Linked DNA regions of Homo sapiens: region 2 is linked to region 1. A link is a contact called in ENCODE Hi-C or POLR2A ChIA-PET data. All regions are on one chromosome and are shown on one strand. The core of a region is the stretch at or near the end of the contact, and the rest is flanking DNA. Distances in the headings are between cores, read along the strand shown. Region 1 has its middle 84 kb from the start of ASF1A. Region 2 holds the start of MCM9 (minichromosome maintenance 9 homologous recombination repair factor).

Region 1 (2,580 bases), core at 35-2,534:
CAAGCCAAGATGAACCCACCAAGAATCTGAACTAAAAAGCTTGAATCAGAAAGATGTAGGTAGGGCATCATCTGGCAAGGTCAGAGAAAGTCACAGCTGGAGCCAGGCCCCAAAGTAGTTCAAAAGCCAGAGGGTAGCTGGAGCAGATAAGCCTTGAGTGAGCACAGAACGTGGGGCTGCTGGGAGGAACAGGAAACTGGAGCACACTCATTGAGAGAGGCAACAACACGGGACCTTGAGGATCCAGGAGAGGCTGAGGGAACAGTTTCAGTCCTGACTTTCCAGTTCTGGGCCCATGTGGCCTGGTGAGACTTTGTTGCCTGTCCTTAATGAGACTCCCTGCTGTATCCCTACAGCAAACTTGCCTTTATTTCAGCTAGCTTCTGAGGGTTTCCTTTTCTGTAACTCAGCAATATGTAATAGATAGGCCTGATCCTCAGCCTTTATGGACAAGACCGCTGAAGACGGCGAAGCCACACTGTTGGCTAGTTCTAGAACCCAATTTGCCTTGTTCTTAGTTTTGTTCTATTACCCAGTCTATGTTGTTTTTTTTTTTAAATTTGAGACGGAGTCTCACTCTGTCATCCAGGCTGGAGAGCGGTGACACAATCTCAGCTCAGTGCAACCTCCACCTACCGGGTTCAAGCGATTTTCCTGCCTCAGCCTCCCAAGTAGCTGGGTCTACAGAAGCGTACCACCTCACCCCACTAATTATTGTATTTTTAGTAGAGGCGGGGTTTCACTATATTGGCCAGGCTGGTGTTGAACTCCTGACCTCAAGTAATCTGCCCACCTCGCACTCTATGTATTATTGAGCACTGAAAAAGTTAGATCTCAAAATAGTAAGCAATATTCCAGCATTGGTTTTGCTTATCATGAAAACTGTAAGTTAAACCAAGTTTGTTCCCACATAAAAACACACCTGATACAAATGCTTGCTTTCTGTCGGTTCACCTCTACCAAGGAATTGCAATTCCAACTAAACATAAAGAAGAGTGGCCTAAAAATAATTTGCATTCACAAGATATAGAAATTACTCATTTCTCGGTAAGTCCTGGCCCAGTATGTATATCCCATTTCCTCCCTTAAACTGTATCTTGCACCGGACTATTCACAGACACAATTTTTTAAAATTTAGTTTAATATCTGTCAAGTTCACTTTTATTACAAATATTACCCTTAGATGCATTTTCAAGCCTTTAAGGAAGAGATGTGGCAGTGGAACAGATACAAGAACTACTGAGTGTGTCATAAGGGGCGGTTGCCACCACTTCCTGTGCATGTCCTCTGAGTGACAGTGAAGAGGATGTGTGTGGGTAATGGCTCCCCGTATACCTGGGGGGCTATGTCACATGCAAGACAGAACACTGACAGGAACACCCCAATTGGAGTGGGTACTAATGTGAGCCAGGGCGCTTTTATCTTTCTTGAATGTTAATAAGGAAAGCAAGCTCAGAGGATGGTTTTGAACACTGAGGAAGAAGCACTGGCTTAGCTTCCTACATTGTGATGTTAATAGGTTTGGAAACTGGTTGTTTGGTAAGTTGCATCTGAAAGGTTCACCAGGTCCCAGGAAGTCTCTAGTGACCTAGAATTCAAGGTTGGATAGTTTCTGAACTCCTAAATATTGTGAACTGGCTAAAGGCAAGCTCTCTGAGTTAACCTAGGATTTTCTCTAGCATTCCACCCGTTAAGCAGAAGGTTTAGCACATGGAGAAGGAACAGAAATCAAGTATGCCTACAGAATGTGTAAGTTTGTTAGAATTAAAATTTGTCAACCAAGAATAAATGTTTAATGTTTTGGTATACCTTCAAAAAAGTTTAAAATTTGCATTAAGCCACAGAGTTAAAGATATCAGAATAATATGTTTGTTTTGCTCATATTTCTATAAGACACCAAAAATTACAATAAAATTCCTATTATACATTTTAGAATACTACATATGCACTGAAGATTAATCTTTTACAGTATCAGAAAATTCCATTATCTCATATAGTTACAATAGAATTTAAATTCTGGTTTAGCCCTCTCACAGATAAAATTAAGTATAGTTTTTATTGTGTTTAGATAATTTTACATTATTAAAATGTTTTCAAGAAGTACACTGGGACTGAAATCAAAATATTTTGGCAACTTGATTCAGAATTAAAGGTTTTTTGTTTGTTTGTTTGTGAGACAGGGTCTTACTCTGTCACCCAGGCTGGAGTGCAGTGGCATGATCTTGGCTCACTGCAACCTCCGCCTCCCAGGTTCAAGTGATTCTCCTGCCTCAGCCTCCCGAGTAGCTGGGATTACAGGCGCCTACCACCACACCCAGCTAATTTTTGTATTTTTAGTAGAGACGGGGTTTCACCATGTTGGCCAGACTGGTCTTGAACTCCTTACCTCAAGTGATCCACCCACCTCAGCTTCCCAAACTGCAGGGATTACAGGTGTGAGCCACCGCACCCGGCCAAAGGTTATTTTTTACACCTCTCTTTATTGAACAGAAATGTGACCTGTGAGACTGTTCATATTCCCCCAAGACAATCCATGTGCTTCCTTGATACACACATTAAAGACCATACAAGAGAAAGTTT
Region 2 (2,580 bases), core at 56-2,555, 120 kb after region 1:
AAATTACGGCCTCCACGGTAATTTGTTTTTGGTTAAGCAATATAAATTCAGCCAAGTGTAAAGCAGAAAAAGCACTTGGGAAGGAATATCTCCACAATGTGGACTTTGCCCAAAAAAAAAAAAAAAAAAATCTGGACTCCCAACAGTGGCTACAAGAGAATCACTATGATTCTATTAAAGCATATTAAGTTTAGAGCCACAAATTTAGCAATTTGAAAAACAGCTCCACACAAGGCAGGAAAAGGGCAGCAGCAGAATTCAACGTTCAAATTAAGGTCAGATTAAATTTTGCCTAGTTAGGCTAGCATTTCTATGGTTATATGGACCATCGTTATTCATTCCCTTTCAACATCTATGCAAAACTGACTAATCAACTGTGTTATCAGCAGTTTGCTAAATCAATAAACGTACCTACTACCCACCCAGATAGACACTGGAGGGACTTTTTGTTTTGAGAAGGGTCATTTCACAACTTTCAAGTTCTCTTTCCTTTTCTTATTGAATATTTGGGGTCAAAATAAAATCATTTGCTTTACTTTGTCCTCTTGACCACAGCGAAGCGTCGAAAAGAAGACAGGAGAGTGCCTAACTGCACTGGCATCCCCCAGCTGTCTCCGGGAATCGCGGCAGCCCCGCCCCGCCCGCCTGCACCTGCCGGGAGCCCCGCCCCCTCCGCGCGGGCTGGCGGGACGCGCGCCCTCGGCCCCGCCCCACTCCCTCCGCCCCTCTCACTGCGGGGGCGCGCCATTTCGCGCCTCCGGGCCGCTCGGCTGCCCCAGGGGCGCCTGGCAAACGTGGAGTCGCTCGGTTTTGGAGGCATGCTTTCCAAACTTTCTAATTCACAGGGTCTTTGCACGCAGCCCCTGCCCCACAACACCTTGGCAGTCTCTGAGACTTCTGGGGCTCTTCTCCCGGGCAGCTCCCGTGCCTGTCCGGTCCCGGAGTTGAATAGTTTTTGAAGTAATGAGACGGGAACGAGACTTGGGACGAACTGGAGAAAAACATAACCGCGAAAGGAGGAGGCGGCTATCACTTACTGGCTGTGTCAGAAGTCGCCGGGAACGCGTTGCTCCCGAGGCCGAAGGGCCCAGAGAGCTCCAGCCAGGCAGCGGGTTCGTCTCCGGCGCAAGAAGGCTGGTGAGGCGGAGTGCGCGCGTGCACGTGGCCGCTCGAGGCGCCACCGGCCGCGGGGACGCGCGGGCTGTGTCGGGCGGCCTAGCGCCTGCGGCTCTGCCGGGCCTGCGCTCTCGACCGACGCCGGGCCGCGCACCGCCTCAACTTCCCTGCCCCGGCGGCTCTTCCGGATGGAGACGAGGCAGCGGGGCGGGGTGGAGCGGAGCGGGCGGATTGGGGCGGAGCCAGGAGGGTCCCGGGCGGGGAGAGGGGCGGGACCCGAGCAGTGACCTCAGGCTAAGTGGCCAGAGCAGGGTTGTGCGGCGGCTCAGATCGGATCTTAGGGTTTGTTTTTTGTCTGTCCAAGGAATTTGCCTAACCCAAGGCCACAGAGGATCTCTTCTGTGTTTTCTGACACAAGTTTTAGAATTTTAGGTTTTATATTGAGGTCTGTGATCCAATTAGAGCTAATTTTTGTCTGTGGTGCAAAGTATGGATCTTAGGTCATTTTTTTGTATGTGAATAGTGTCATTTGTTTAGAGAGCTTTCTTTTTCTCACTGAATAGCTTTTGCACCTATGTTTAAAATCAGTTGTCCCTAAAGCATCAGTTGTGGGTCTATTCTTAGACTTTCTATTCTGTTCCGACAATTTATTATATTTCTCTCTACAAAAATACCACATTGTCTTGATTCCTGTAGATTCGTAAGAGTCTTAAAATCAGATCGTGTTTGGCCTCCAATTTTTTGTTATTTTTCAAAAATGTTCTGGCTCATCTAGTCCCTTGGGTTTTCATATGAATGTTAAAATCAGCTTGTCACTTTAAAAAGTTGGGATTGTGATTGGTTACATTTCGTCTATAGATCCATGTAAGAATAATTTACATGTTAACAATATTTAGTAATGACCCTTAAAGTAAGCCTCTTCATTTATTTAGGTGTTATTTCACTCAGCAAATGTTTTGATCTTTTGTCAGGTCTAGTCTTATATAGTCCATTTTCACAGTGCTAATAAAGACATACCTGGGACTGAGTAATTTATAAAGGAAAGACGTTTAATTGACTTACAGTTCAGCATGGCTGGGGAGACTTCAGGAAACTTAAAATCATGGCAGAAGCGGGAGCAAACCTCCTTCTTCACAGGGCTGCAGGAAGGAGAAGTGAGGAGCAAGGAGGGAAAAGCCCCTTAGAAAACCATCAGATCTTGTGATACCTCACTCACTATCAGAGAACAGCATGGGAATAACCACCCCCATGATTCAGTTACCTCCCACCGGGTCCCTCCCACAACACCTGGGGATTATGGTAACTACAGTTCAAGATGAGGTTTGGGCAGGGACACAGCCAAACCATATCACCCTATGTCAGATTTATCCATAAATCTAAGGATGGGGGAAAAATATACTTCTTGATATTATGTAAATGACATTTTAAATTTTCAGTTGTTCTTTGATAGTGTCTTAGTCTGTG

What was found. A loop is a pair of places that touch in the nucleus more often than their neighbours do. ChIA-PET counts read pairs that join two places held with the same protein, here RNA polymerase II (POLR2A). Pooled maps may share reads with other maps.
Region 2: a loop to region 1 is called in a map of CD8-positive, alpha-beta T cell, with 2.5 times the contacts of the local background. The contact joins the promoter of MCM9 here to the enhancer-like site in region 1. A Hi-C loop is called at or near these places in 2 of 168 maps with a recorded cell type or tissue (CD8-positive, alpha-beta T cell and naive thymus-derived CD4-positive, alpha-beta T cell) and 8 of 50 pooled maps. POLR2A ChIA-PET finds 5 or more read pairs at or near these places in 4 of 52 experiments (CD4-positive, alpha-beta T cell, CD4-positive, alpha-beta memory T cell, OCI-LY7 and 1 more).

Annotation. Positions count from the first base shown.
Region 1 is chr6:118,809,312-118,811,891 of GRCh38, forward strand. No RefSeq gene overlaps it. Among named protein-coding and RNA genes, the nearest start is that of ASF1A, 84 kb to the right of the region's middle. Within about 2 kb of position 1,285, at least 7 of the 41 ENCODE cell types and tissues checked have a DNase peak (open chromatin) inside an H3K27ac peak, as active enhancers do; they include CD4-positive, alpha-beta T cell and CD8-positive, alpha-beta T cell, where a contact is called at or near this core.
Region 2 is chr6:118,933,854-118,936,433 of GRCh38, forward strand. It overlaps MCM9 (minichromosome maintenance 9 homologous recombination repair factor), which reads right to left and starts at 1,306. Exons shown (of 14, transcript NM_017696.3): 1 at 1,038-1,306. It overlaps LOC124901389 (a long non-coding RNA gene), which reads left to right and starts at 1,062. Exons shown (of 2, transcript XR_007059729.1): 1 at 1,062-1,137. RefSeq lists silencers at 555-804, 1,055-1,484.